2 separate regions of the Homo sapiens genome follow, and region 1 is linked to region 2. A link is a loop called in an ENCODE intact Hi-C map of the cell type or tissue named here. Cell type or tissue: PC-3. All regions are shown on one strand. Each heading gives the region's core, and the rest is flanking DNA. Links, peaks and the distances in the headings are about the cores only. Region 1 holds the start of PTPRD (protein tyrosine phosphatase receptor type D). Region 2 overlaps PTPRD (protein tyrosine phosphatase receptor type D).

Evidence for each region. Peaks named below come from ENCODE experiments on the same cell type or tissue, not always from the same donor. Only the 100,000 strongest peaks of a DNase experiment are listed, where the experiment ranks them.
Region 1: a loop joins it to region 2, with 6 times the contacts of the local background. A loop is called at or near these places in 2 of 110 quality-filtered maps.

What each region holds. Positions count from the first base shown.
Region 1 is chr9:10,603,875-10,620,706 of GRCh38, forward strand. PTPRD (protein tyrosine phosphatase receptor type D) reads right to left here and starts at 9,128. Exons shown (of 46, transcript NM_002839.4): 1 at 8,814-9,128; 2 at 8,524-8,631. PTPRD-DT (PTPRD divergent transcript) reads left to right here and starts at 9,332. Exons shown (of 3, transcript NR_110696.1): 1 at 9,332-9,552; 2 at 12,743-12,795; 3 at 13,987-16,546. RefSeq lists a silencer at 9,073-9,282. In PC-3, for the core only: no CTCF peak of the experiment used is centred there; no DNase peak of the experiment used is centred there; H3K4me3 peaks cover 3,862 bases; H3K27me3 peaks cover 1,214 bases.
Region 2 is chr9:10,525,024-10,541,855 of GRCh38, forward strand. The region is part of intron 2 of PTPRD (protein tyrosine phosphatase receptor type D); the gene reads right to left. Among named protein-coding and RNA genes, the nearest start is that of PTPRD, 80 kb to the right of the region's middle. In PC-3, for the core only: no CTCF peak of the experiment used is centred there; no DNase peak of the experiment used is centred there; H3K4me3 peaks cover 506 bases; H3K27ac peaks cover 2,715 bases.

The DNA of each region.
Region 1 (16,832 bases), core at 4,176-12,175, 77 kb after region 2:
ACAAGAAGTGATAAACTACATATGAGCTGCAGATTATTATATGGATGAGAAGGATGAATGAGTTGTAAGAGAAATGCACAATACAGACAATAGTATAATCTATTTAATAATGTTAATAACACACCCTTTAATTGTTCATAAGGCCAACATAGTCATTCCTGTGTGTCACCATAGCTCCCTATGAAGTTAAAAAACATAGGCAGAAGAGGGGAACTTGGCAATAGAAACAGAAATAGGAAGAGAACTGATGAGTAATGGAGGAAAGAAAAGCCTGCCATGGTGAGGACCATATATTCTGACCTATTCTGACCATATTCTGACCTAGCTTCTTCATCTCTGTATTCAGCAGCATTTGATTCACACCAAAGCATTCTTGAATATGGCCTGAAATTCCTTTCTCTTAAAATAGCTATCTATATCTGTATCTATAATACCATCAGAATATCTCTCAGAATGCACTGATGTAATACTTCAAAAAGCCAGTATGAATGTGTCTTAGTGAATGTGTAATTTGTTTTATTAAATCCTGGCATGTTTTCCAAGTGGGAGAGGTGTATGGGAAAATAGGAAGACTTCAAGCCCCTAAAAAAAATAAAAATAAAAAGGAAGGAATATCCTCCTGAGGGGCAGGAAAATGGGAGAATAAAGCACTAGACTTAATCCCTGAGACAATTATACTGCAAGAAAGCCTTGTTGCTTGCAACCACACAGGTATAAATGATGAGGCTAAGCTATTCTTTCAGAGCTAACCACATATGTTTCCTAGGAGAAAACAAATGGCTAGCACATATGACACACAATAAATACATCTATTCAGAGGAGTTGCCACTGGAATTCTTACACACTAAAATTATAAGCCATGGTCCATTGAAACAGGTACCATAGATAAGTGTTAATTGAGAACTAATTGAATGTATTATATAATAAAATAGGAAATTACAAATGGGAAATATTTTTTCTATACTTGTGATGCACATAATTTAGCTTTAAAATTTACAGGTATAAAAGTTTTTTGAAGGTGAAACAATATATCATCTTGGCACTGTTTTTCAAAAGTTCCTGCTGAGTAGTACTTTGATAAAGGTTTTCAGGGGGAATAAAAAAGGAAACTCTTCAAACTTAAGTCATAGATGTTTCCATGATTTTTTTTAAGAGAAATCAAGACGTGAACTTAGGGTAACTTATTAACTTCAGCAGTATCTAACAATCCCACTACATTTCTAAACATTTAAATTGCACTTTTGCCTTCCTCTTTGGTTATTTGATCCAAAGTACACATTATAAGTCCTCTTATAAGAATATCTCACCTCAAAAGGTACAGGAAGAATTTCCTCATTTTTCTCTGTCTATTCTCTTTCCTGAGAAAACCAAAGCACTTCTGCTATTATGCTTTGGTTATAGCTGAAAATAACATGAGTCTTGACTGTAACTGCTATTGTATTCTATGAATTTGGAAATATAAGGGACTGGTGCATAGACTGTAAACTGCTGCAGTGGTCTGGCGATTTATTTGTGTTTTTATATTGTGTCAATATTAGGATAGTACGGCGTATTTTTATCATGCTTTACTGCCTTTCTAGAACTTTGGAGAGTTGAACACACATAAGGAATTAGCACTGGAGTGAGAAGATGATGAAGGGTGCCAAGAAATTCCAGTGGAAAACAGCATAGACTGCAACTGCCTAATAAGCAACACAGCTTCCACCTAGGTTCTAAAAGCAATAGCTGTGACTCAGGATGACAGCAAAGGAGAAGGACAATAAGGTAAGTGTAGATACGTATCTGGAAATTTTTCTGTGATATAAAGGGAGAAATGCCTTAGGGAAGAGATTCCTTTTTCTCTATGGAATCAAAAATTTTATGATAACGTGGATACATTTTATAAGACCATAAGATGGTCACAATTGGGTAGTTTCAAATTGCTAGCACATGGCTGTTTTACTCAGCACTCCTTGACACATAGGAGACTCAATACATATTTGGGACTAGATAATATTATATGATTTATGCTGCCGTATTATGCATATTGCATAATCCTGACTAGTGATTCTGACTTGACAACATTTACAAGCTTGAAAATAGAAGAGGGTGCAACCTCTGCAAGTAGTTTGAAAATAGAAGAGGGTGCAACTTCTAAGAGTAGTGCATAATGTGAATATGGTACCTGAATTATTGTCCTATCCTTGATTTCTGTAGCAAAATCAAACAGGAATTACTATGGTTCATGAATAAACTGTCCTTCTCAATGGTTCCAGATGGTTATATTGTTATCAACAGCAAAAAAACGGAAAAGTGACAAGATAAAAGTGTGAGCCAGACTTCCCTAGAAATCTGATGACCACCTAACCCCAAGGTGAAAGATTTATCTTTCATCCTGATAACCATTTGGGTGAAGAATAAGAAATGAAATAATTCTGTCTCTAGCGTGAGATTAATGAGTCACTCCTTCTACCATTCTCTACCCCCTCCATCCTTTTCCACTGAGTAGAATTTCTAACTTTGATTATAAAGATTTGAGGCCAATTATTGGGAAAAAATCCCAAGGATGCTAGCTTATGTGAGTATTTTTCCTAAATTCTAAATACAGGTTTTTCGTAAGTGGCCTACACTGGTTCCACTTTAGAAACAGGAAACACTCCATTACTTCTTCTTTATTTTCTTTTTTTTTTTTTCTGTTTCTGTGCTCTAAATTAACCTTTCCTGGAACTTGAGATAAAATATGAGGTTTGGGTTATTTTCTATGTGGTATAAAGAAGCTATATCTAGGCCTTTATCTTAACTGAGCAAGGACTATTTAACCAGACAAGGGAATGGAAGTATTCCTATGATACGTATGTCATGTTACATGTGGGTAGTAGTAAAAAATGCATGTGAACACAATGCTTGCCTGGCTTTGTTCTCTGTTCGTGTAGCTGCTGAAGGAGTCCCCTTTTTAACACAAACTACATTTGAGAACTATAACTTTGGACAGTTTGTAAAATCTATAATTCACAGAAGTTCTAATATGATGAATGCATTGAGACTTCTGTAGCTGATTACGTAAATATTTGCAAACTTAAAAATGAATTATTTCAAAAGTTCATGAATTCTGTATTTAATCATAATACTTTAATTGTTCCCTTACAGAGTAAATCAGATAGCATTATATATGCAATGATTCATACAAGGCATCCCAGTAGAAAAGACACACATTTAATTTAAGCTATCTCTGATCTCATGTGAAATGTATATAATCGAATATGAAATTATTCTCTTCCTTTTTAGCATCTAATGTAAGTAAATGTATTTGAGAATATAGAGGTAAAATATTTTTGCTTCATGGTTATTTCAAATTTAAAATATTTACTTATTATAATATAGTATTTAGAAAATACATGGACTCATTATTAAAGGCAACGCTTTGGTAATATGGTGTATTGTTGAACTTTGATTTAAGAACTAATTAGAGAGCAATTTGTTATGTTACATACTAGTCTAAGTCATTTCTTTTTGACTGTTTGATTATTATACATACACTTTTAAACTTTTGAGTACACCATTTTCACTAAGTCCTATTTTGAAGAGAACAGATGTTTTTAAACACACACAGATACATAAATGCTCACATGCAAACACAAAATAAAATGCAATTGAAGTCTCTACAATTAATCAGCTATATTGGCTATATTTTACAATTTAAAAAAATAAGTATAGCATGATCTCCCAGACTTCAGTGATTTAAAATGTACATTTCATAGAGATACATATCTACTTGCTGCAACTCAAATATTCCTATCACATATAGAAAACAATTGGTCATATTGATTTTCCTAGAAGAAAAAAAAAGTTTCCAATTTCATCAGTTATATCACATGAATTATAATGAAAAATAAATTATTGGTTTTCTTTAAGAAAAGCAAGCATTTAAAATTAACATTGCATATATTCCTTCTTTGTATTCATTTTCCATGATTGGAAGTTTTGTTATTACATTTTTTTAAAGTTAATGTATTGTATCCTACAAGATCAATGAAACTATTTTATTGATAATGTAGTTAGAGGTGTAAAAATTATTGTCTGTGTATTTACTTGGCAATATAGCATGTGAGATGGTACTGAACAAGGATGGAAAACCTCTCTGTGAAACTGGGATATTCAACCAACTTTGATATCTTTTATTTTTGAAGTTCTCAATTTCCTCTTTAAAATGCAAGGGTTCAAATAATTTTTTCTATGGTTCTTTCTAGCTCTTACAGTCTACATGTATGTAAGGAATAATATATATTTATTTAAATTGTGCATATTTATCCAAATGTGATGCTGCAAAATAGCATACATAGAGATTTCAGAGTGGGAAAAAGGAAGACCAAAGACACTAAGCATCCCCTTTTACTTATTTTCTTCTCATATCCTTCTGATATTGGGTACAGTAATAAAATCCAAAAATAATTATACATGTAATATGCTCTCAGTGGCAGCAGCATAGGGTCATTTAGAGAAACTTGAGTCCACCTCTTCCCTTCCATAATCTCCATCCTGCTCCTTCAAAAACACTCCAAATAAACATTCAATCTCAATCTACGTAACAAGAGTGTCCAGGCACTGCTGACCTGACTTCAGGACAATTTCCTTAGCCCTCTTTCAAACAAGATGGCTGCCCCTAACTCCTACAGGATTCTCAAACTGCCACAGTATAATCTGAGAATTTGCAAAATGCAACTTCAGTTATATTCAGTATATTAGTCACATAGCTTGAAAGACTTTCAAATTGCTAAGCCAATTTATTTACCTGACAGAGGTACAGAGAGTCCAGATTACCTCCTTAGGGTCACACTTCCAATTGTAGTGATGAAAGATAAACTCAAAACCTTTGTTACTACAATCACATCAGTGTTCTCCTAACGGGTAATGTTCATTTTTTGATTCTTCATTAATTCTTCTTCATTCAGTGAATTTTAAGAGTTTTGAAAAGCTTGTTACAAGTACAGTTAATGTCTACATTGTTTGACTGTATCAGGAGACATTTATTTATTCTTTACGGATGCCAAATGCTTTTGACAATCCTAAAAAAATAAAACAGTGAACCGACAGTAGTGGTAAAGAAATTGCACTTTAATACATAAGAAGATAAGTTCAAATGGCATTGAACTGGGTACAAAATTCTACTTATTTAATTTTCATTATAACTTTTAAATTAGCATTCTTGAATATTTGTCATATCATTTGCATTGTTAAAGTTTATTAAATTCAGGATAGGTGTAAGCCCAAAAATATGTAACTGAAATTAAAGTGTTTCCTCCAAACAACAGAGAGAACTTGAAATAATGTTATTTGCTGCATTAAATGTGAGACATACATAGATAGTAGCTAGATCAATAGAGACACATGGATAGATATATTTAATTCTGTAATTTTGAAAATCACATTTTTTTCAGAATTTTCTAAAAAGACATTAAGTAGGTAAGTTTCAAACATGTAACATGCATTTCAGGTCACCTATTATCAAATTATTATATAAATTCTGTTCACTCACCACCCTCTACCATAATCCAGTTTTAGAATTGTAAAGTTACATTAATCACACTTCTCTAACTGCAGAACAGTTTACACCAGTGGTAACCACAATAATTGTCATGTGCACTATTAGTCATTCCTAAAATTTTAACATAATATTCTGCTAATTCTTGGATATAACTAGCAATATTTTAGCTTTTCACTTACTCTCCAGCATTATTAAAGAAAAATGTGCATTTGCAGAACTCTGCACCTGCATACATTTGGATTCCTGCATCCTACTAGTAATACACAGGAAAGATATCATGGCATTCCATAAAGAATAAAGCAAAAAAAGTTATGAATAGCTCAACCTTCCAATATCACATCTAATTAGCATTGTTTTCTTTCTAAATTAAGTGTATTTAGTAAATAGTAATCATGCCTTGAGTTCCATAAAATATAAGACCATGTGGTCAACAAAATCATCTTTATGTTGCTATAGTTACAAGAGTAGGCTTGTAAATTTTATGTTAATATTAAAAGAAAAGAAAAACATGTTTGCCTTCACCAACAGCAACTGAAAGCAAATGCAGGTATACAGCACTTTATTAGAAAGAACCCCTTTAGTAAGCACATGTAAGAGGAATTAATCATTCATTCCCTGCAGACTGCTTATGTATTTCATCGGGCCATTATCTGATCTGAATAACAAGAACAATTGCATAATAAAACACATTACTGCTGACACTAGCAACTTTCTTCTCAACTTTAAAGTTGCAACTACCTCTGTACAGGACAGAGAGCTGGTGGCCAAAAAGGTGACAATTTAATCACCCATCCTGCTTTGCCATTTTTATCTGTTATTATATAGAGACAGGGATCAAATGCATGTGCAAGCTTTACTAGAAACAGCTTTCATTCAGGCTATTTTCCTTAGCACTATGACATAATTACAACAGAGGCAGAATGTATGTCAGGTTAGTTTTAATGTTACTTACAAATATTTGCTTTCAGAAATTCAAAAAGAATGCACAAATCTGTCATGTCTTCTCTACTGTGTAAAATATGTCCTATACTAATATATGTAATAACATGTTTGAACCACTGTTAAATTTGCCCTACTTAGGTACAATCTTCCCCTTTATTTTTCAATAATTAAGTTTTTTTTTTTCCAAATATCAGATAGCCTCTCGGACATGTGAGGTCAGAAATGAGTAGAGGTTATGTGCTATAATCCAAATCTGATCAGCCAAGGGCTTCATTTTAAATCACTTAAATTCATTTTTAAACCAATAATAGAAATGTTAGCTAAGAGCAGTAATATGTCTAAGAAAACTCATTTGGATAAGAAATTAAATAATAATCAAGAAACAATGACACATCTTTCTCAAATGATTCCATATATGATAACTTCATGTCAACCAATTCATTAACTGTTCTATTGTCCTGTCTCATTACCCTAAAAACTTATGGCCCAAGATATTTAGAGCTTTCAACACTGAGTAATCAAAACAACTCTAAAACATCTCTACTTTTTTGTAATAATTGTAACTTAGCTTACTCTTATAATTTCTAAAACCAATCCCCCATGAATACAGATGCTTTTATATACTCACTTAAGTAAATAAGGAGGTAAAAATATACTCATTCTACCATTATCAACAATTAAATACAAGGAAGCCCTTAGGTATAATTAATAATAAGCTGCTTTATTGAAAGAAATTCTCTGAGATAAGTACTTTTACTTTTCAATCTGGTTTTTAACTTATAAGGGGTTTTTATTAAAAAGTATGTATTATACTGAGAAAGAAATTAACAGTTAAAGATAAAAGGGATAAACTTTTTCTAATCACTATTAGACTCTAGTCAGTATAAGTACTACCATGTCAAAAAACTTAGGATTTGTTAAAAATCAGGTCTGTTTTGTCTAAGTTGCAACTCCTACTGTATCTACTGTATATGTAACAATGCAAGAAGAATTAGATTCAGAATCCATTTGGCAGTGATAAAGAAAAAAATGCTGAAATGTTATTGATTCTCTCCCTCTTGTGCAAAACAAACTGAGTCAACTATATTTTTCCTGACATAACACAAAGGTTTTATTTAGATATTACAAAATATTGGCAAATGTTAGACTACATGTTTTTTATATATATGTATAATGAACTTATTAACCCTTTTGTAGAAAGAAGAGTGTCCTACTTCTGTAAAAAGAAATGCTACAGCTACTGACATGGTGATGTTAGCCCCAAGAGGAATACTGCCTGCAAAAGTTTTTGATGCAGAGATATTCAGCCTTAGGAGACACCTTAAACCTGTCACTGGCTGCTGAGCCCTGTCAGAGTTTATAACCCGCTGTGTCAAAGTCACAGTCTCAGCCCTGCCCTCTCCAAAGTATTTTTCACATTCTCTCTCCAAATTAAGTTCATTCTAATTCTCCAACTATTCTAGTTCCAGGATTTTCCTCCAATTATTATCTCCTTACAGGCATGAAGAAATCGCAACAGAATTTTCATCTGGTCTTTCAAACCATCCTTATTAACTTTCCCTTTTCCGCCCCCCCCCCCTTTTTTTTTCTAGAGCTTTTCAGAACTAAAGATAAAACAACCAACCAACTGAAGTCAGAGTAGGGTGGGAGTTAGCATGGATTAGGGCTGAGGTTGAAGGTGGCAGGAGAAGTGAGCCAGTAGGGTTAGATTTTTCAAGCTTTTTCTAGATAACCACCCTTAAATCTTAGAACCAACCAATGTTTAACAAAGCAGGCTTCCAATAGCCCTTGAACAATAAACGTTTAAAAATCAGTTTTCCAGTAAGGCTGCCCATACTGATCCCATATCGAAGTCTTCTAAGGGCTCTTCCAAAAAAAAAAAAAAAAGAAAAAAATGCTTAGCGAACCACTTCTCAAATAGGAGCTACTGAAGTTATATAAGTCAAGTTATTCCCAGGTAAAATGAATAAACTGTCCACAGCATTGGACATTGGGCATTGAAAAGCATCAGCATATGCTTCACTTTAGAGAAAAGAAAGACAGAAGCACAGTTTACTTACTAAAGCAGCCGCTCCAGTCCTCCTTGGAAACCCTGAGGAGTCTTCTCTTTTCTTTCCTACCAGTCAAATAAAGAATTGTCTTTCTATTCCACACAGGCCCAGAATAAACTGCAAAAAGGGATGGCACATGCACAGCAGCCCGTCAGGGTTTGGCTTTGGTGGGGTGCTTCGATTTCTGATTGTTTCAAAAGTGGGATCTTCTTTTCCGGAGGGAGGGGGCAAAGGAAGAAAAAGAAAGCGCGCTCGGAAAGCCGGCTTGGGTCCTGCTAATTATTCTGAAGGCAAAGTACCTGCACTCTCCCCGCCGAGGCTGGCTGGCGGCGCCGCGCCGGAGGGGAGGAGGCTCGGGAGGAGGAGGAGAAAGAGCAGCGGGAGGACTCGGGCTGGGAGGGGAGCGCAGGGTTGGGGAGGCCGATGAGCGGCTCCCGGCTCCTCGGAGAAGCAGCCGAGACGGCAAGGAGGAGGCGAGGCTCTGTCGGGGCGAGGCGCTGCCCCCACGCGCTCCGGCCGCCGGCTGCGGGCGCGGCTGGGCGGGGAGCCGAGGCGGCCGCTCCCGCACTCGCTCGCTCGCTCGCTGGCGCTCCCTCCTCGTCTCGCTCGCACTCACAGGCACACACCCCACGTCTCCAGCAGCTGCCGCTCGGCCTCACGCACTCACCTGCATTTCCTTAACGAGCCACTTGATGGCTGCCAGCGGCGTGGGCCCCGCTCCGGCGGGCGGGGGCCGGGGCGGGGAGAACGCGGCGCGGGATGCTCCGAGCGCCCGCTGGGGAGAGAAGCGGCGGCGGCGGCGGCGCTGCGGGCGCGCCAGATGGGGCGGGAGGAGGGGAGACCCGGCACCCACCGGCCCAGAGCTGCCTGACGCGGCCTGGGCGGACCCCGCCGCCCGGGTGCCTAGGCACGATTCCAGGGATCCAGGGTAAAGCGGTTCGCGCGGGAACAGGAGGATATGTCAGGCACAGGCTATTCCCCATCACTATAGCCACAGAGGACTGGTCCAGATGCGGATCCCGATCTGTGCTTCTTCAGGTGTTCGCGTGCTTTCGGTTATTATTATTATTATTATTTTCCGAGGGAGGCTGTCGGTAACACCTAAGGGGTAGTGGGTGTTAATAGCTGGGGGACGTACATTTGATTTGCAATGGAATCGATGCTTATGAAGAGCAGACTTAGGGAGGTGAAGGGCAGGGGCACAGGGGTTGCTTGGCGGAGGGGGTGTACTTCGGCTGAGCTGGATGGAGTTTTCAGTCGGGGCGCTTGGCAGTCTGGCTGGGCTTGAGGGAGGGATAGAGCTCTGCCAAGGTGGTAGCTGAGAAGGGAAAACCTGTACAAGAGTTGCTGAGAATATGCCTCGCTGCAGAGGAGAGGACATGGATGCAGGGAGCGGATTCTTCCCCACCTCCTCCTTACCCCAAGGTAGAGTGGGGTATCGGAGTGCATCAGATGTGGTGTACCACAGACTCGGGAGACAGGGGAGGAGGAACTTAGACCCCCAGCGAAACTAGAAATAAGGTTTGGAGCTGGGGGGAGAAGAAGGGGCAGGATGAGAGAAAAACAGCAGGAAGCTTTTTGTCATTTTACTATCTTTCATGTCTCATCAGAGCATACAGCTATAGGCAACAAATGCTCTGTCTCTTGATAAACAGAGAGCAATGTCACCATGTCGGTGCGTTTTCTAAAAAGCCAAAATAATTATCCTGTTTGTAATATGCAACACAGAGCATTCCAGGTACCATCTGGTCAAAGGTTCTGTAAGCACTGTAGAAGAAAACAAATAAAAAAAGAACAACGAAAAACCAGTTATCCATCTACTTTCCTTATATGTCAATGATCTAATCGCAGAAATGTCACTTTCTCCCGAAGAGAAATAAAGCTTAGTCACTATAGGTGGAATTTTCCCCAGGGTCCCTTCACCTTTTTCTTTTCATACCTTCTCCACTGCTTGCTGTGTCCCTTTGCTCTTTAAAAGGGACCCTTCTCCTGAACCCACGCGCTGCCGGGTTCCCTGCTCAGCCTCCCTAAAGCCACGGAGCCTACCCATCCAAGAAGGTTCCCATGCACAAACAGTCATCATCACTTAAAAAGGTTCTTGGAAATGACAAGATATGAACGAAAAAAAATTACACCATATGTGCAAGTGTGTGTGCATGTGTACATATTTTTGTAATTATACAAAGCACTTGCCCCTCTTACGGTGCTGTCTCCCCAAGATGATGATGACTGACTCATATTCTCTCTCTCTCCCTCCCTCCTTCTCCCTTTCTGCACAAATACACACCACTCACTCCTGTCTCAGTTCCTTCCTGTCAGTGTTCAATAATGGTTTTACATGAACTTTCTGTTAGGCAGCCTCTGACTACCAAGGGCGAGTTGGAGTGGATTGGTAGGAGGGAGGCTGGTCTCAATGATGCCGCTCTGTTTCCTGCCATCCCTCAGTCATTACATACACTACTGTACTTAATGCCAAGTAGAAGCAGAAATGATTTCCTCTCTTGCTAGTCACAATAATATATTTGTCCTCCCTCAGAAACACAAGTAATTAATAATAAAAGAAATAATGCATCTTGAAACCATGGGAAGAGCAGATGGAGGCTGATGTGGTTGTGTTAGTCACCTTTTCTGTTGTTGTTGTTGCAAAGACAACGTGACCACCTCTCCCTTTCTACTGCTTCTGGTGGGTTAAGCAAAGCATTTGGCCCTTTTACTGTATTCTCTTTTCCATCTTTCCCTTGACAATAGTTTGTGTGTTTTAAGTAAAGATTTCATTCTGCCAACCCGCAGGAAGCTTTTAACAAGATGCAGCTGAGCGTGTCGATATCTTATATCTTTTTACTGCTGCATGGGGGTGTTCAGCAACTTGAAACTCTTCTCTACTTCAGCTCCAGGCTGGGATCTCACAGAGACAGTGCTCCCTGGGGCTGATTTACTCTTGCTCCTGTACAACTATCCTTTGGTGTCCTCTGGAAAACAAAGAATATTTTAAACAATGGAAGAATCAGTGTTATACTCAATCCCCTTCCTCCTACCTCCTCCCCACATAATAATATCACAAATGTTCAATGGATTAGCTTATTGTAGAGATTTTATTATTAATTACATCTGAGAATTGGATTGAGATATCTTACTTGAAGGTGATTGCACCAAGCTTAAGGAGTTAAGAAAATTTTATTATCTAACTACCTAGCTACACTTCCTGTAACATTATAATTTATTTCTCCTTCTTCAATAAAAAGGCAGATGCAAATGTCCGCTTTAAGTTATTGCCATATATTTACTCTTAAAAATCAGTAACCTATCTGAATTGGTTGTTGTCAGTGGACCACGTGTTTAAAACAACCATAACAAATGTAAGATAAAAATAACCAAAAAGGGACAGTGAAATTGGGCCAACAAAGCATGGTCCTGAATATCAGTTGCTTTGAGGTTCCCTTTATTTTAACACATTTCTTTATTTATCAAATCTACATTTAGCTTTGTTATATATAGGCTTATAATTAATTTTAACAGCCTGCTGTAAGGAGAAGAAATCTCAAAATTTACATTTGTATTTTGGATTTTTGAGGGAAATAAGTAATTTCCTTCCTGACTCAGTTTTTAAATTAGAATTTGCAATACATAAATAGCAACTACACAGCAATAATTTCCTGTTCTAGTATGTTATTTAAATGTTTTGAGAGCATCATGAGGAAATTTCCTAATTATACAGCACTCCATATTGTGGAATTGAATAAAGAGATAATTCCATATTGTGGAATTGAATAAAGAGATAATTCCATAGTGTGGAATGGAATAAAGAGATAAAAGGGTAATAAGGAAGCCAGGGAGAGCAAGTAACCTGTTGGAAAGGAGACAAGGATCTAGGAGGTGTTCGAAGCCCAATCTGTAGGTAGGTTGGATTTGTCAGCAGTAGACTCTCACACTTTGACTATTGTTTGTTTGTTTGCTTTGCCTCAGTCTGCAGTAATGGTGTTCACTTAATTTATTCTCCCTTTTCTCCACTTTTCGTTCTAAAGTTATGCCACTTGGCAGAAACTACAAGTAGAAACAATTTTATATTGATAACATAAAATCATGCAGAAAACCATGTACTTAATGAATCAAACTGCTCATACTTATTTCATGTGGGAAAAGATAATCTCCTGCTCTTTAACTTTTATTTAGTCAATGGAAGTACAATTTCAATTGACTAAATGGGTATAATTTACCCAATTTCTTATAGATGGTTGGATACCAAGAAAGCTGCTCAGGAAACCTTACAACACAATGGAAAAAGTGAGTTGACTATATAATTATTCAATGAGTTGTCTATATAATTATCCAATTTAAGGAGTCTTAATGAAGTCATATTTGAGATGGTTGTAGGTACAAGGTATAGATGTCATTCCACTGAAATCATGATGTAGCTAATGCTAAATTACACACAATCTAAAGGCTTCAGGTTTTGACATAATGTACACATTTATTTTCTCACTTATTGTGCTGGTAGCTTTCTATCCCTGCCCCTCTATTTAATCCCAACCTCAGACCCCTCATGTGCTCTTTTCTGTGCTCTATGGATTAATCTTTAGGTATTGTACTAACCTGGTTTCCCTTGTCCCCTGGTTTCTGTTTGGGTTTTGTCAATGAGAGGCACCAGAAAGGGGCAGGAGGAGAGAAAAAGCAGGGCCATGTTTCCCCCATTTGCAGCATAACTTGGCACTGTGGTTCTTTCTGGCAGTGGCTACACAGTCTTTTCTTGTCACCACCTTTCCATAGCTCTACCTCATATTTTCCCCCAATATCCCCATTGTATCTGTTGCTCCTTCAGCTTTCCACTATGGCTAGCAATTAAAATAGCCAGTATCCCTCATGGGATCCCATAACACAGCTACCCTTCTAGAAAGTATCCCTTATCGAAATTCTCTTTAAAATGATTCCTGATTGTGCCTTCCATTTCCTCCTGATACTCTGAATCATCCATTTCTGTTTTTTAAATTCATAGTATTCAAAGATATAATTTTTATTCAATTGTCCTAGGTTTAACAAATATATTGTCTAATGTGTAGAGAAGTGCCAAAACATTATTATTACTCAAAATGAAAATAACTGTAACATACCACAAGAAAATGTTTGATGGTACAGCTGTGATGGTAAAGTTCATGTGTCAACTTCAGTGGACTAAGAGATGCCCAGATAAATAGAGAAGCATTATTTCTGGGTAAGTCTGCAAAGGTATATTTGGAAGACAGTAGTATTTGAATCAGTAGACTGAGTTAAGAAGATCATACTCACCAGTGTGGACAGGAATCATCTAATCCAGTGGGGGCCAGAATAGAACAAAAAGGCAGAGGAAAGGTGAATTCTGTCTTGCTCTCTCTATCTCACTCTATTTCTGTCTTTCTCTCTCCCTCCCTCTGTTACTCTCTACCTCTCCCCATCTTTCCTTGATCTGGGAAGCTGACACCCATTTTCTCTTGTGCTCAGACATTGGAGCTCCTGGTTAAGCCTTCAGACTCCAGGAGGCACACCATTGGGCTCCTCAAGTTCTCACCCCTTTGGTCTCAGACTGAATTATACCACCAACTTCCCTGGTTCTCCACCTTGCAGATGGCAGATTGTGGAACTTCTTGGCCTCCATAGTTGCATGAAGCAATTCTCATATTAATTCGCCACTTACATATCTATACATATTCTCTTGGGTCTGTTTCTCTGGAGAACCCTGACTTATACATGACCTTCATGTATAGCTAAATAACAATGTATTAATATTTTCCACAGAGGTGTCATGTCTCTGTATATTAAATGATCCAAGGCCAGGCGCGGTGGCTCACGCCTGTAATCCCAGCACTTTGGGAGGCCAAGGTGGGCAGAGGAGGTCAGGAGTTTGAGACCAGCCTGGCCAATATGGTGAAACACCTTCTCTACTAAAAAAATGTTAGCTGGGCATGGTGGCGCACACCTGTAATCCCAGCCACTTGAGAGGCTGAGGAGGGAGAATTGCTAGAACCTGGGAGATGGAAGTTGCAGTGAGCCAAGATTATGCCACTGCACTCCAGCCTGGGTGACAGAGCGTGACACTGTCTCAATAAAAATAAAAATATATGATACAGATTCATCAAAATTATAAAACTACCTCAGTTTTTAAAAAACATGTTTGTCACTGTTTTATGGTATCTGATTGCAAAATTACAATAATGATGGCTAGTATTTATTAGTTGATGAAACACAACCATAATTTGTAAGGTATAGTAATTCCCATCAACTTTAGAAACTGAATTAGCAATCAAAACTATATATATCCATTCTTTTAATTATTTTTAAAAGCCTATAATAAGGATGTTAAAGGTAAAGCTAAGTTTTCAATAATAACCCTAAAATAACTGCATTATGCATATCCTTTGGAAAGAAAGAGAGCAATGAGGGATGGATTTAAAATATTCTATCTACCAAGTTATTTTATGCAAATAGTTTTTAAAATAACATCATATAAATTAACAAAGATCAGGGCAAGTTCCTTAATCAAAGTAAAATATTAAATATAATTTTAAAGAGAAAATTTAATAGTTCCTATGAGTTTTTTGCCTATTTTGACCTTAAAAATTAATAAACAGTTATCACATTCAAGATCTTACCTATACATATCTACTTAAGACACTGTAAATTTTGCTTCTTCTGATACTGAGTAATGTTGCATTTTCTTTTATAAATGAGACATAAGGATGATAGCAACCACACATGCACACTCCAGAGATTGTTCTAACTTCCCTCCACCCCTTCTTTTGAAACAGGGTCTTGCTCTGTTGCCCAGCCTGTATCACAATCTCAGCTCACTGCAACCACCTCTCGAAGTCAAGCAATTATCCCACCTCAGCCTCCTAAGAAGCTGGGACCACAGGCGAGAGCCACCACACCTGGCTTATTGTTTTTTGCATGTTTAGTAGAGATGAGGTTTCGCCATGTTGCCCAGGCTGGTCTTGAACTCCTGAGCTCGAGCGATCTGCCACCCTCTGCATCCCAAAGTGTTAGGATTACAGGTGTGAGCTGCATGCCTGGCCTAACTTTTTCAGGTGTATTAACACTATGCCATCTAAATTTTGCATCTAACAAAACTCATTTTCAGAAAACAGGTTGATTGGAGGTCATGGAACGGTTAAATATTAGAGCTGAGACTTGTATCCAGGCAGTCTGGCTCCTGAGTCTCTGTGCTTAACCAATATTCAGTGTTATACAAATCGTTTTCTTAACTCTGTATGCCTTTTCTTTCCTAAGTTCAGAGGCTTCCGAAAAATTTAGCTGAAAGTGAGAAATTCCTATTCAGTGAATGGAGACTATAGAGTAGAGCCGGTGCCAAAGGATAATTGTGGGACCGTCTCAGAGAACTAAGTTTCAATTTTTAAAGTGGGTCTTTTAATTTATATTTCTATTTGAGTCATTTTGTATTTTATTTATTTTCATATGACCAATCATCTTGTGTTCCACATATCTAATGATATAATCAAAAATTATATAGAAAAGAGTTAAACAAATTTATGATTTTTTCTAACTAAATTATTTACAAGTCTGTTCTATTACCATAATTTACTATATTTGCTAATTTTCCCTTTTGTAAAATTATTTTTATCTATTCACATTTTCTTATTTCCTACCTTCATCTATAAACAGGAGAAAAAAATTATGTAAAGCCAGTGCCTCTCTTTTATAATAAGGGGTCAACTATTTGGAACCTCCATAAGATTTCCCCCTTTTTTAGTGAAGGACAATATGTTTTTCAGGTACTTACTCCCGACCTTTGGTTTATATGTAATGATATTGTGGCAGGAAAAAAATATAGTGGCCTTTATATATACCACAGGCTTTATGTACATTTTAAATATTTAAAATTGTAAAATGTTAAAAATGTAAGTAAAAGGAAAACAAGATGACAACCATATCATTATGAGACTATTATTTTTAGCATTATAAACTTACAGATGATAAGCCAATTATACTATTTCTTTTTATGGAACGATATGTAAAGTAAATAAAAGTAACAAGTATATACACATCTTGTTTTTCATGTATCAATATTATAGCACACAAGATGATTTGACCCAGCACCGTAAGTTTTAACCTCATTTTTACAGATGAAACAACTAAATGCAGTTTGTGTGAAGTGTTCATTTTTATATGGCTAATGAGTGATTGAGGTCCTTCTATTTCCTGGAATCCTCTTATCTTATCATAACTTAAAGAATAGTACTAATTTTAAAACATATTACATGTAATGTATTTTTAAAGATATCTGTAGGAATATATGTGTCTTATTTAAATTTAGGAAATTTTTGTTCTTT
Region 2 (16,832 bases), core at 5,947-13,946:
AAATGCTTCGGTTTCTATTTTCAGGGTAGTGGTCTTTATTTTCTCTCAAATGATATTATCAGGAAGAAGTATTATTTTGACAGTTCTTTTATTCCAAGAGAATAAAGTTAGTACATTTATCCAAATTATTATTTAATTTCCCAGGATTCTAGTTATCAGATTTGTCAAGCCATATAAAATATGAAATTCATAAATATTTCTAATATTTCTTTTCACAAATTTCTGAAGAAGCCCTGCAATAATAACATTAGAAACATGTAGATATATTTCAGATAAAAGTCTCCCTATATAATGGTTGAACAGGATGCCACAATGCAAAGAATGGCAGAGAATTTTCACCTGCTTAGTGTTGGTATTCTAATCTTGCTCAGAGTACTTTTTCTATACCAAGCCACCCAATCATTATATACTCAGTACAAATTACAGATGATATGAAAATTAATCCAACAAAAACTTAAGATTTCAGGGCACAACCTAAACAACTGTAATTGATTTATAGTTTCTAATCACATAGTTCTAAGTTGATGTTATTTGCTTCTTGCTTTAGGCAAGCTCTTTATTGTCTTACTTCAGAGTCTTGAGGAAATAAACTCATTTAGAAATCATAAAATTAAATTATGAATAAAAATATTCTCCACACATATCCAGAAAGCTTGAGCCATCAATTTTCACAAGTCAGGGAAGGATCCACAAAGATTTTCAAAGTGTGTGTGTGTGTGTGTGTGTGTGTGTGTATTTTCCCTGAAAAACTGATACATTGAAGAATCCATCTGCCATTGAGTCATCACAGGGTTCTCGCTTTCCACTTTGTTTTTACATTTGTTCTTCGCCCACTTAACAAAAAGTAAAGCCCACTTCTCAAACATCCTGTGTTAAATGCATTGCCCTAATACTGTGCTATCCAAGACATAGTTACTAACCTCATGCGGTTATTTACATTTAAATTAATTAAAAGTAAATAAGGTTAAAAATTCAGCTTATCAGCCTACTGCCCACATTTCAATTTACTCAGTAGACTTATCTGACCTAGTGGGTGTTGTATTAAGCAGTGAAGATTAGAACATTCCTGCTGTCATAGAAAGTTCTTTTGAAAAACACTGTTCTAAGATATAAAGTCTCTCTGAGGGGCAACACTGCCAACTATAGGTCAATACCAACTAAGTCTTTGAAGAATAAAATAGCGCATTTCATTCAGATGAAGTTCTGTTGAGAAATAAAAGGAAATGAAAATTAAAGGAGAAAATCATGTACTCTTTCTGACAATAATTTCTTGGGCACATATTTCAAAAATGGATGATTGTGAGTATAATATTGCTAAAGTGTGGCTATATCATTGAACACATTTTTAAGTATAATAATTATTTCTAAATAAACATGTTATAATTACTGAAAATCATACCCATGCCAATTTCATCTTATAAGGAAAATGATAGATTTGAGAATAAATAAGTAAAAGGATGTACATGTTTTAAAAAATTATTTCAGGAGCTTATAAGGAGAATATTTTGAAGGTAGTTATACAAAACTCCTTTTGGTTCTCACACCAGAAATCTCTTATAACCAATCTCTTCATTCTCTGATATTCCTAATAAGTTTCCACACAGTACCCTCCTTACTCCTGTTCTTTAATTTAATTATCTTTCAATACCCTTTACATAAAAGAGTTACCCAAATTTTAAAACAATTTCTTCCACCCACCCCTACTGGCAATAGATACAGTATTGAGGTTCCTTAAAGTTACAGTAGTGCAGTAGAGAAGAAGGAAATTTTATTAACTTGTCGATTCTCAATGAGAGAATTGCCAAGCAAACCTCAGAAAGAGGGGAATGGCTAAGGCAAGCATAATATGTGTCTGTGAGGAAAAGCTTCATTATCTATGTGTTCATCCTCATCTGCAGATGGCAACAAATTGAGGAACATGGGTCCAGAAATCCAGTTTCTCCTTTCTAACTACTATTCTTATTCCTCTTAGCCTGCTCCAAGGAGTCTTATTTAATATAAATGTACAATTGAAAAGCAACTCTATTTACTTAAGATAGCTCTCACCAACTTCAGAGTAATAAATTAGACAAAAGACAAATACAATTGGAAAGAGTTATTTATCACCAGGCTATGGTGTGAATAGACAGAAACTAAGAATAAACAATTAAATTGATTTCAGGCTTTGCCATTTCTCTTCATTTCTTTAAAACAGATAAATATGCTCGCAAGTCTGCTCATGCCTCCCACTACAGAGGCAGGGGCATTCATGACTCAGTTTACCACCGATGCAGTAAAGAACAGCCTCAAACAGCCCGTCTCAAACAAATGAGATAAGAGACTAGGTAACAATAATTAGTGACACACCTGGGAGGTCTGTTTCAAAACACATGAACTACTGAATACAGATTATGTATTCAATGATAAAGAGGAACTAAGAATAAAAGCGTAAGCTAATTCCAAATGCATTAGGTAGACTGGAAGAAGACAATTCCAAAGAAAAGCCATAAATGGCTTGTACATTGTCATAAAATTTAAAAAGCAACAAGGTTAATACATGTAGAATAGCTTAAAACCACAAAGAACACTAGAGATGTAAACCACTGGAAAATGAAACAACAGGAGGTTAATTTGAGAATTTCCCCTAAAATTCAATCAACTTTAAGGACCTACAAATGTAATCACCATAAGAAGATTCACACTGATAATTCCGTTAACACTAACTAGAATGATTTGCTTTCTAAGTTTATGTAACAAGTAGAGCCATTATATCAGCAGATGGGATTTTTCTTTAGCAATAATTACTTATGCATATAATTCATTCTGCCTAGTTCAAGATAATAGTTGCATATTCAATATTTATGGCATTATGAGAAAGATAATTATGTGGCTTTCAAGTGAATTACCCTTGATTATAGTTTTCTTGTTTTTATATACACTATATTCTAAATAATCCATAGTAAATATTGATAATAATTTAAAAGATTAAAGCTAATCATGACCTAAACCTTCCATTGATTCAATTTCCTTTCTCACAAAACCTCAACAAGGATTCTTCACATCATACCCTATAACACACACACACACTGAGTTGAAAGCTCAGCAAGGGCAGGAGCCTGATGCAGATCTCTACAGTGAATCCTGCTCTAAATTCCTCCAGAAGAAATGTTTCTTTCTTACTGTTCTCATCATGAGGCCACAGAAAGAAGGAGTTAAAAACATGGATGCTCCAGGCAGATATCCTGAGTCTGATTCCAAGTTCTACCACAGACCTGCTGTGCATCCGTGCATGAGTTATTCAAACTCTCTGGACCTCCCCATCTCCAGTTTCCACATCTGCTAATCTACCTCTTAGGATTGTCAGAGTAAACTGAGTTCACATATATAAATGCTTCAAACAGTACCTGACACATAATCCATGCTGCTACTATTAATGTGGAGACCACCTTCATTATAGAACCTGTTACAGTATATTATAACATCTTTTACCACCACAAGAATGTCAAATTTAGGAATATATATTCTATTAAAATATATACAAAATATGACATTTGTATCATATGTATACTCAGGGCCTAGCCCAATGGCCAGCACACATTGACAATTGATGCTGTATAAATAGATGTTTGATCACCTAAATGGCATGCACATAAGTTGACACACAACTTGTCCAGTAATTTGGGCATTAATTAACATTGGTATATAGCTTGCTTGTATAATCCTGACTTCTTCTGAAGGCAGTTGAGATTTAACTGTGAGTGTCTTTAAATATTCTCTAACAATTACTCCTTTATCCATACTATTTCAACAACATTAAATGATGTTTTTATAGTTATATATTCATATTAGTTACTCAAGTTTTTAAAAGAAATTAAACATAATTAAAACAGATTTATATCTATATATGTTTGTGTGGATAGGGTTAGTTTTGTGGTGGATGGAAAAAAGAGAAATTGACTTTTTTAATTAAGAAAAATAGATGTGCCGGAAAAATTTATGGCTTAGGTTTAGTGAAGCTCCTAGTTTAGTTTCTTTCTTTTTTATTTGTTCATGCTATAAAATAATTCATTTTCATGACAATGAAAGCAAAAAATAGATTTGATCTCCTTGATTTATTTTAGCTGATGCATTCACATATCTCTTTTAAATGCAAGAACTCAACTATTCTAGGATCTAGAACCAGAAATACCATTTGATCCAGCAATCTCATTACTGGGTATATACCCAAAGGATTATAAATCATTCTACTATAAAGACACATTCACACGTATGTTTATTGTGGCACTGTTCACAATAGCAAAGACTTGGAACCAACCCAATTGCCCATCAAGGTTAGACTGGATAAACAATATGTGGCACATATACACCATGGAATACTATTCAGCCATAAAAAAGAATGAGTTCATGTTTTTTGCAGGGACATGGATAAAGCTGGAAACCTTCATTCTCAGTAAACTAACACAGGAACAGAAAACCAAGCACTGCATGTTCTCACTCATAAGTGGGAGTTGAACAATGAGAACATATGGGCACAGGGAGGGGAACATCATACACGGGGCCTGTTGGGGGATGGGGGGCAAGGGGAAGGATAGCATTAGGAGAAATACCTAATGTAGATGATGGCTTGATGGGTGCAGCAAACCACCATGGCACATATATACGTATGTAACAAAACTGCACGTTCTGCACATGTATCCCAGAATGTAAAGTATAATAATAATAATAAAAAGAATGAGTTCATGTCTTTTGCAGGGACATGGATGAAGCTGGAAGCCATCATTCTCAGCAAACTTACACAGAAACACAAAACCAAACACCACATGTTCTCACTCATAAGTGGGAGTTGGACAATGAGAACACATGGAAACAAGGAGGGGAACATCACACACTGGGGCCTGTCTTGGGGTGGGGGGCAAGAGAAGGGAGAGCATTAAGACAAATACCTAAGGCATGTGGTACTTAAGACCTAGACGACAGGTTGTTAGGGGCAGAAAACCACCATGGCCCATGTATACCTATGTAACAAACCTGCATGTTCTGCACATGTATCCCAGAACTTAAGATTAAAAAAGTCAATTTAAAAAAAATATTGCAGTGATTGACACCCGTACTTAAGAATATTTAGAAAACTGTTTAGACAATACATCTTCTAAAATAAAGTCTATAGTAAAATTATCTTTTTCTTTCAGCCTGAAATTCCTGTGGCCTGATATTAGACTCAAACTTAATCTATACATCCATGTTAGAGAGTAGGTTTTATACTTAGTTCATTATTTAAAGGTATCCAGTGGCAAAAATAGGAGTGTACCAAATTAGACTTTTTAGAGGAAAAAAATCTAAAATGATTATAATTTACGAAAAAGTAAGAAATGCAAAAAGTTTAAACCCCATGCAAATGGAGTACATCTTTTTTACAAACTCACTTTTGTCTTGCAAAAAGTACATTTTTTTCAGAACAAGTGTTCCCTAATAGCAATTAGCACACTTACCACGTTTTGAATGCTAAGTATTATTGTCAGAAAAAGAAGTCAATAAAAGGTAGTAACTGATCCCAGTGCTGATTCAGGGAAAGCATACAATGAGCCTGCAATAGTGAGCTGTGTGTGAACATAGCATAGAGCTCAGGAAATGATGGGACTATGGCAAAATAATAATTAATCATAATGATAATAAGAGCCAGATTAAAAGAACTCTCACAGGCTTAATTTAGGAAATCTGACAATCAAAATAAATAATGATGACAGTGAACTATAATGTATTGAACTAGAAGAAAAATTCACATGTTAAAACAGATATCAAATAAATAAATAAATAAACAGGAGAATAGTGAAAGTTCATCCTCACAGCAGACTACCACTGCTAAATGTAGAAGATATTAGAAAAATGCCCTATTAAATCCACCATAGTTATAATTAATCGATACAGACAATGGATGCTAAAATCAGTAGACAATTTTTTTTTTTTTGAGACAGATTCTTGCTCTGTCAGCCAGGCTAAAGTGCCACTGTGCGATTGTGGCTCACTCCAACCTCCACTTCCCAGGTTCAAGTAATTCTCCTGCGTAAGCCTTCCGAGTGGCTGGGATTGCAGGTGCAAGCCACCACGCCCGGCTAATTTTTGTATTTTTAGTAGAGACGGGGTTTCACCATGTTGGTCAGGCTGGTCTTAAACTCCTGACCTCAAGTGATCCGCCCTCCTCAGTCTCCCAAATGGCTGGGATTGCAGGCATGAGCCACTATGCCCGGCCAATGGATAAAATTTTAATGGAAAATGGGATATATACACAGACTTAAAAGATCTACATCATATTACAGTCAGTTCTGCTATAACAGAATAAGTGTTCCTAAAAATCACCATACTATGCAAAAATGCACAACAAAAACATAGGGATGATGGGGAAATGGGATGACAGACAGAATACTCAAAGACAGCATCACTGACACATTAAAATAGATGGGAGCCTAATAAAAATGGTAGCATATTAAATAATGAAGTAATATATAAACTACAATAAATATGGCACTTTACCTTGAAAAAGACTTGAAATTTGCTTATATTCATGAGTGTTGGAAGAATTGTAGCTTGTAAATCATTGTGAAGTGGTGAAAGGGAAGTTCTCTGACATTGGATACAAAGTTGTAATATCAAATATGGCTGGCTTTAAGGTGTATGCATGTATGCATTTTGTGTCTTTCTACATGCCATGGCTCAACTGGGTGCAATTTTCTGTGTTCATTTAGTGTTTCTCCATGACAAAAATCACAAATAAACAAACACAATTGTAGCTTTGCTGCAATAATTTTCTGATGTATCAATGGTATTCCAACAAATTTACATTTTCAAAGAAATGTAATAGCAGAACTAACTATAGTTATTGTAAAGTGGACAATGGTAACTTTCCCATGGAGAACTCCAACAGACCCTGCCTTCACCAAGTGATCAGAATTAACCTTATTTAATAGTGGGAATAACTGTATTACATGCCATGTAATTCATTTAATACTTTATTTTAAAATTACTCTCCCACTTGTTGGGGAGCCTAATTTCATTTAGCAGTTTGTAAAACAAGCATTAATTTAAATTAATGGACTTTTAAGCTGATATTTGTTGCAGAAGCTTATATATAAGATTTTAGATTACTTCAGTGCCACACCCACCTTTATGTGTTTGCATCCAACTATGATAAATTTATGTATGTCACGACAGTGGGGACGCTGTGAGCTGAACAGCAAATCACTCTAATTAAGGTTGATGACAAGAACAAACTGAGGAAACTGGTAGGCCTCTGTAAAATTGACAGAGAGGGACAACCTCATAAACTGGTTGGTTGTAGTCATGTAGTAGTTAAGCAGTATGGCAAAGAATCTCAGGCCAAGAAAGTCACTGAAAATATTTCAAATACAAAAAATGAACAAATGACACATTGGTTAGTGTTCCTAAAATAAATAAATAAATAAATAAAAAATACATAAAAATGACCCTATCCAAATGGCCAGATGAACAGTGTCTGTGCACCTTTTGTAAGACTTCTGTTGAATGTGGTTGTGCTGTAAAAGTCCTATATATATACACTATATATATATTTATATAATATATATAAATCCTATATATATTAGATATTTATATATATTAGATATTTCTAATATATATATTAGATATTTCTTTAAAAACATTGCACCAGGGAATCTCTCCTAAATAGCAGGTTTTATTCTTTTAATCAATGAGAATTACCTAATAAATAAAAGTTTTCTTTTTTGCTTTGTGTGTAAGGACTCTTAGAATAAAATTCAATGCTTCCAGACTAAAATTCTCTTAGGTTGTGGTTTTCATGTATTTACCTGATCCCTCAGTTTTATGGCTCCTCATGTAAATTTTCAGAAAGCCATCTGCTATTTTTTTAGTTTGTCCCCACCAAAACTCATGCTGATACATGATTCCCAGTGTGGCAGTGTTGGGATGTAGGGTCTAGAGGAAGGCATTTGGATCATAAGAGTAGCTCCTTCATGAATAGATTAATGCCCTCTAATGCTCTCCAGATAGGGTGAGTTCTCCTGGGAATGGATTAGCTACGGGGTTATTAAAAACAGTCTGGCATCCTGGGTTTTTCTCTCTTGCTTCCTCTCTCCTACATGATCTCTTTGCATACACAGGTTCCATTCCTGCTTTCCTCCAGGAGTGGAAGCAGCCTGAGGCCCTCACCAGATGTCACCACTCAATTGTAAACCTTCTGGCCACCAGAATGGTGAGCTAAATAAACATATTTTCTTTATAAATCACCTGGTCTCAGGAATTCTGTGATAGCAACACAAATTGAACTAAGACAGCATCCAGCCATCATACATCACTTATGTATTTAGCAATTAATTAGCTGTTGACAAGGAAAAATATTCTTATATTGTGTCTTATTTGTAGATGAGAAAATTCTTTGGAGATGAAATTTACAATCATAGAGTGGGTATATACACTCAGCTGTCTCGCTGAGTCTTTGCTGATTTATTTCCATTGTATTGAAATTAGTCTAATTTTTGGTGTTTTTTTTTCAGTAATGTATTAAAGAGTATGAAACACATAAACCTCATGTCACACACTTATAAATAATAATAAATAATGGTAATATGAATTAATAATGAATAGTCCCATGTATAACAAAATGATACAAACTAACACCTCCATCTGCATTAATATGCACCCAATTATATAGATATCAGGGAATTAAGAGCTTTTTAAAATAATCGACAGGCTAGTAAGAATATAATAATAAATTAAAAACTTTTCACTATTATCTATGTTTTAAAGCCATATTTCATGCATACTTTCATCTGAACACTAGTGACCTATTTTATAATAAAAACACTATTTTATAAGCATTTCAGAGCATATAACTAGTTTCACCTTTTTTTATTAGGAAGTTTTTTTTAATTAAAATTGCTCAGTTAAAAGTTAAGTTTGTAGCCTATTTTTTTCTAAGGGAATATTTTATTTATTAATAAATATAAAATATTTGTTATCCTTTTTCAATATTCATAGTGAAATGTATTTTTATTTGAAACCAATTTCACTGAAAGTTTTAAATTTTTAAGAAGAGTTCTAAAAAATATTTCATTAAGGGAAACCCTTACTATCATTGTCAGGTTGTTTAAGGATTATATCAGCATTGTAGTGTAATGTGATTCAAAGATGGCAATACTCTCTCCATATCTTTTAAACTTTAACATCAGAGTTCTAAAAAGATGTTAAAATTACTCTATGGGACCATCTTCCAAAGTTAAAAACTTAAAATACAGCATATTAGATAAATTCTCCCATTTCAAATTAAAAAGCAATGGTTTTGTATGGAAGAAAACATATTACTTCACCCATTATTAACTTTCATGATAAAATATTTTATTTAATTTAAATATAATAGTGTGACCAAAGTTTACTTTAAAATGATGATTTTGGTGTTTGACTTTTCTAATTCAGAAAACATAATTGAAGGCAAAAGCAATGGTTTTGATATGAGCTTCCTAGGCAGGTATTTTTATAGCCCATTAACATAAATATGTGATTAAAATTATTCAGAAGCATTTAGATAGGAATTTCACAATGGAAACATAAAACCTTAACACAACAGGACCAAATTTTTGTTTAATTCGTCCTTACTAGGTTGGCAGACACAAGTCATGCCCTTCAAGGTTTCCAACGGCAAATGCTACTATCTACTAAGAAGAAGAAGAAAAAAAAGCAGATTACTTTTAATTTTCTATTAATCATCTGCATTTCTGCTTCAATTTGAGAGGCACCATTTCATTTAATTAGTCCTCTCATTATAAATATTTTCCACAGTGATTCAGTTGACACAAGTTTTCTGACACTGACTGTGCAGATGGCACAAAACTGGTGTCTGGTCTCAAAGGAACTATTTGACCATTGCAATAAAAGAGCAATAAACAAAATAGCAACATTGCAGCCCACTTCAGTTTATGTAGGCAGTCAGCCTTTTATCGCTGTAAAACCTTGAAATGGATGTATGAGCTTTGCTGCTATAAACAAAGAGTTGTTTACAGCTGGGGGATGGCAGGTACCAACAGTGGACTGGAGCTTCAGCAGCCTGAATGTCAGGAACTGACTAATGTGAAGAAACATATTGTGGCTTGTTTTATGGAGAATATGTTTTATAAACCCCAAGGGACCATTTATCACAAATTCATCCACTCTGTAGCAGATTGCTGCTTTAATGTTGAATACTGGATTTCAGTCAGGTTTTCAACTAAAAAATTGAGGGGAAAAGTCCAAATGTTATTTTGTTTCTGTTTGCTTCATATTGATGAATCTCAAATTTCAGCATAGAAAATCCATTTTAACAACTCATCCTCTCCCTTAAACAAACTAAATATTTTATGATTTGGGGCTGATTCATTAGAAAATTTACATCTACTTACCGTCGTGAGCTGTTTCAACAATGCCATTTATTTGTAATCTGGTGAGCTTACTGTATGCCAACATCTTTAAAAAAAAGTGTCTAACAAAAATGCACTTTGCTAATGGGCATTGGAAAATGTATACTGTTTCCCATAAAATGAAATAATCAAGTCACCACAGCAAGAGTTTTTATAGCCTTTTTTAAAAAAAGTCAATAAATAAAGCCACAAGGATATTTCACAGAGATGTCATGGTTGATAACCATTAAGTGAATATAATATATTTGACTTTACTCATTACATATAAAACATCATTACATGAGAAAACAACAGCTCATCTCAGTCTCATGAAACTGTGCACAGCAAGTTGAAAATTGATATCTAGCCTTGTGTCAGCAACTCTCCCTGTTGTAGGTGAATCCAGGCATATGGAATAATATGTCCCAAGATACCCTTTTACCTCTTTATGGCCTCTATTGTCACAAAGTGAGAAAGCAGACATAGGTTTCACACAGGTATGCTTGTCTTAATACTCGACAAAACAGTTGGTTTTGGGCTTCAAAAATCAAAGGAAAGTATTTGGGGAAATAATAACCGTGAAGAGGGTATAAAAGAGTTTTTTTCCAGTGGTTAGCAAACCTCTTACAGCGGAATCACTTGTGAGTGAGCGGGTGTCGTGCTAGACTACTGTTTAGATTCCTGGACCAAATCCTAATCCATAGAGCCAAATTCTTCAGAGGCAGGACCAAGGAATATGTCTGCTTAAGAAACTCCAAATATTACTGTGATACACATATACAGGTGAATTATTAAAGCAATTATATAGGAAAAAGTATAAATATAAGTGTAATATCATCTGTGCACAGATAGTGAACATTTAAAAATTTGGGGGATTCAGAGAAATTCTCTTGTAAGTCACAGAATTTTATTGATTTCTTCTAATTTCTGCCTTAAAGCTTTTCTCCTTGTCCTTTCAAGATTTCTTCTTTTGTTCTGCTGCTGTTGACTCAAGCATAGAATACAATTCGTTTTAGGTTAAAATCTAGACTAATCCATACATTTATTATTTTCATGTTTATGAGAAACTTCATAATAATAATTTTAAATAAACTTCCCTATCCTATTAGGAATTGGATCTGTTTGCCTAACTACCATCCATTACAAGTAGAGTTAGAATGGCTCAATCAATGTGCTTTCTGGTTATGTTTTGCTGGAACTATGCAGTTCTGAGTGTAAAAAATGCACACTCCACGCTGATAAGCACTTCCTGTTCCTGGTTAACACAGAATGCATTGCTTGTATAAATACTGGCCCAGGGAACACTGCAGAGAATAAAAAACATAAGTGAAAAGTCAGCTGTCTCATTAAAAGTGAGGTTAATACCTCAGAACTCCTCTTCTTCTACCTGAGGTTTGAATGTAACCATTGGATCATGCCCTATTTCATGGTACCAATTTTCTTTTAAATCTAATTAGTAATTGGCAATGCTTTATTTCCAGCTATTAGAGTTTCACCTAAGCCAGCAACTAATAGTAAAGCAGTACGGTTATTAGGTAATTCAAATGAAAGCTTCAAAGCTCCTTTTCCTTCTGGGGAATCTCAAACTATCCCATAATTGGGTTGGGCATTTCTTTTCTAGCTCTGAAATAGCATTCTGTGGGATGAACAGCATTTGCTCCTTTTTAGAGATAAATAATTCTAAAAACTATAGGACTATTGTCACCAAATAAAGATGCATGGCGAGATCTATCAGATTATAATCACTAAATTAGGTCATATAGTTTAACAACGTATTTCTTATGTGAAAGAAATGATTTAAAAAATCTAAGTGGCTTAAGAGAGTTTATTCTAGAGCTGACATGATATCTCTTACAACTCAGCCTTCTTCACACACTGATTTGTTAATGTCAGCCTTAATTCCAAATTCTGTTAATGAGCTCAACAACACATTCTGTTTTGTTTCCTATTTTTGTTCTTGAACTTGTTTTTGCTGCTGTTAATTTGTGTTGTACTTATTTTTATAATGTGAGATCGAGTATGTAAATCATAATTGGCTGAAAAATAGCTATGTAAAAATTGGGCATTAACATAAACTAAAAATTGTCAAAATTGAAATTGCAATGATTTTTGGTATTTACTTCAACTCTCTTTCTTTACATTGTTTTTTCTTGAACTGTCAAATCATTGTCTATTCCTTCTATCCATCAAAGTTTTGTGCTTTTCTTTACATGATTTCCTCCAAATATTTAGCTAATGTATCTGTTTTCTCCTTCAGTGAACACTCCTTCAGTGAGTTTCTGATTATATCCATATTTATATTTATCATCATAATGTCTTAAAATTCTCTCTTATAATCTCATAAAAGTTTCCTAATAACTAAATCTTACATGACTTAAACTGAAACAAGCCAGGCTTTTCCTTATTCCTCTATGCAGGTATCCTAAAGATGGTTGCCAGATCAGCACCCTTATAGTGTAACCAGGAAGCATGTTAAGAATGCAGATTCTCAGGCCCCAACCCAGTCGAACTGAATTAGAAATTCTGAGGATGACACCTCGCAATCTGTGTTTTACCAAGCCTTCCACCTAAAATTTGGAACCTCTGGTGTAGAATATAAAACCCAGCTCCTTGATGTCAGACAGACCTGAATCTGAGTTTAGGCTTGTCAACTTGCATAGTCTTAATCAAATTGCTTAACTCTGATTGGCCCAGCTTGAATCACAGTGCCTATCCCTATCCAATCACTGTGTTCAAATAAATGGGAGGATTTGTTTGGCTTATCCATCCTTGGCCATGAGACGACACTGTGGATAGAGAGGTGAGAAAGCCTCATCATAAAATAAATAAATAAATAAATAAATAAATAAATAAATAAATAAATAAATAAATAAATAAAAAGGGAGAGGAGTGGTTCTGTAAAGAAAGAGATGATGAAGAAAAACATTTTCTGTTCTCAATGACTTTGTTCATATTTCCCCCTCTCTATTCTTCATCTAAGGATCTGTAACCATTTACTTTCTTCCAGGCTTGAATAAAAATCAATTATTTTCAGGAGCTTTCTTCGGTTAATCCCTCTCTCTATATATACACAATTTTACCACACTTGAAAATACAATCTTTATACAATTTCTTTATGATGATTCCCATGCCAGTTTTCCTACATGATTGGTTTTCTGACTGTGCTATAAATTATATAAGACAGGAACACTGATTCTCCCCTCTCATCTCCCTTGCATTTTGTTAAGTTCTCCCATATATAGGATGTACTGAATAAATTCTTTCAAGTTGTTAATCCTGTTTATCTTTTAGATTCCAATCTAAATCATATAAAGGACTTGAGACATTATCTTATTTTTTCTTAAAATGTGTAACAAATTTATTTAAAATTATGTTTTGAGTATACAGATCTTATAATTGAAAACCCTGATAAATATCTTGAATCTTGATATATAGTATCATGGAATTTTTTAAACAAGCTGCTTCTACCTTATTTTCTCAGAAGTTTAAGGTGTTTATAAATACTAACTTCTAATACTCCAGTTACACAGTCATTTCCTGGGTCACCAGCCTGTGCCTGGAGGACCTTATCCAGGGAGTAAAGTTTTGGTAATGGCTCTTCCCTAAATCCAAAGCATCACTCTTTCCACATTAATGCAAATGCTCCTGAGAACTGAAAATACCCCTTTCTCTCCATCCTGATCTTGCACTTACTTATACAGGTCAAATTAGGGACAATCCTTTCAAGAGAAAACAGCATTTGAATTTATCATTATTGTTTATCACTTTTTTGTTGTTGTTTTGAGGTGGAGTCTCGCTCTGTTGCCCAGGTTGGAGTGCAGTGGTGTGATCTCAGCTCACTGCAACCACTGTCTTTCAGGATCGAGCAATTCTCCCACATCAGCCTCCCAAGTAGTTGGGATTACAGGCGACCGCCATCATGCCGGGCTAATTTTTGTATTTTTAGTAGAGACGGTTTTTTGCCACGTTGGCCAGGCTGGTCTCAAACTCCTGACCTAAGGTGATCTGCCTGCCTTGGCCTCCCAAAGTGCTGGGATTACAGGCGTGAGCCACCACGCCTGGCCTGTTTATCATTTTAATAGAAAGTCTAACTCCATGTTTTATGTTTGACTGCTGACAGCTTTCAAATCCCAACAGTCCTTTCACCCTTCTGCCCCACACAGGGCCAAGCTGATAAGAAAGTCTATGAGCTCCCTTTTTTGGTGCCAACTTGAAGTTTAAACTACATAAAAGCCCTACTCTGTGAGCACACAAGCCCCTCATCTTAGTTCCACCCACTAACCACTATTAAAACCTATGGCTGTGGACCCTCTTTGCTCTCTGTCAAGACATTTTCAGATCCGCTTTGGAGGCGGACCTCCTTTCCCAGATAGCTCACAATATGAGTCATAAGAGTTTCATCACCTCTTGTTGTATGGGTGGCATCATCAATCTTGACATCTCAAATTTTAGGTGAGGGGCCCATCTTGCGTCTGTGGTGTATCAACAACAATCATTATTATCATTGTATGCCAATTAATCAGCAATGTTTTAAATACTTCTCTGGAATTCTTCTTTGTATTCAGATAAACTAAATCAACATAGTGGGGCAAACTATGTTTGTTGGTTTGTTTATTTATTTATTTTGAGGTGGAGTCTTGCTCTGTTATTTTGAGGTTGGAGTGCAGTGGCATGGTCTTGGCTCACTCAACCTCCTCCTCCCAGGTTCAACCAATTCTCCTCCCTCAGCCTCCAGAGTAGTTGGGACAACTGGCGTGCACCACTATGCCCGGCTAATTTGTGTATTTTTGAGAGACAGGGTTTCACCATGCTGGCCAGACTGGTCTCAAACTCCTGACCTAAAGTGATCTTCCTGCCTCGGCCTCCCAGAGTGCTGGGATTGCAGGCATGAGCCACCGGACCCGGGCATATTGTTCTTTTAAATTGGTGTTCTGTGTAAAAGTCAGAAATTCTGGGTTATCAGTCCTAAAGTCCATTACCCTCAATTAGTCTGAATGTGCCTACCATCTTTCTGAATCTTGTATGAGGAAGATTTAAAGAAATCAAACCACTAAATTATCTTTTATTACTCCTTTTCCCATGTATAATTTGCTAAGTAGTAGTTTTGGAGTTTTTAACCAATATTTCTGAAAATATCTCATTTTGCTTGCTTCTTTTCATCCATTCCTACATGTTTAGTTTGCATTTGTAACTTATATTAATGTTACAATTCAGGCTAAAAGGTGTAATGTGTTCCAAATCCACTGGCTAGGTGGATGCATTTTTCCCTGCTCAAAAAGAATGTGGTAATTTTTGTTTCTTTATTTGTTTAAGTATACAACTCTCAAGGCTGAGGTTGAAATTTGGCTTTGTTTACAAGTAACATGAAGTGGTGTGTAGACTCAGACTAGAACTTAATGGATGTTTTTCAAATCATAAAACTACTCTGCAGTTTGGCACAATTTAGAATGACTGGCAGGCTCCCCTTAGCAGAGGCCAAAGAATGAAATACCAGGGGTGTTGCAGGTCAGTGCACTGGCAGGGGTGTATGGGAAAGCTTGCCTGGCTTTAGCTCCTGCAATTACTCACTCAAGTTCATGCACGATAAAATTGAATCAAGTAAAAAAAGAAACCATTAAACATTGATACGCACTACACATTGACCCAAGGATGAAAAAGAGACTATTTTCCATATGCTTCCTTTATTTATCTGCTTTATGGCATAAAACAGGACTTAATTATACTATTTTATTCCCATAGATAGTGCCCTGTAAGAGTTGGAAAATGTATTCATTCTTTAAATGCTGATATAAGAAAAGAAGGATTGTAACATCAATCTAAGCTGCCTTGATTAAAGATATAATGAGAGAACAGGACAACCAAAAGGAAAGATGTCAGTTCCTGTCATTTCCACAGAAAAACATATCCAATTGACGGAACTTATTTTTTAAGTGTTATAAATTTCCAGTTCTATACAGTCACCAGGACCTTTATGTACATTATTTCATTTAATCATAAAAGGATTATATGTTCCAAATTCTTAAGGCAAATGCATTTTCAATTGTCTGTTGATTATTAAAGAGTAAAAAATCATAAGTTTATGCAGTGAGTGTATTTTCCGATTCTTATCTCCTTATATATATTTATATAATACACAAATAAAAATAATTGTGTCAATAAAGAAAAAGTTAGTTACCATTATTACATATTAAATAAATATATGTTTGTTATTCTTTATATTTATTTTTTGTCTTGACAACTACAATTTTAAATAAACATATCACCACAGGTTTTTAAAAAGGCACTAACATGTTTAATACTTTAATCAGACAATTCTATGGAAATTTAACTTCTATAAAAGGTAATATAAAGATACATTTATAATATGTAGCCTATTGCATGCAACTGAAGACCCCTCCAAAATGGGTTAAATATATTTAATAACAAATGAGATTT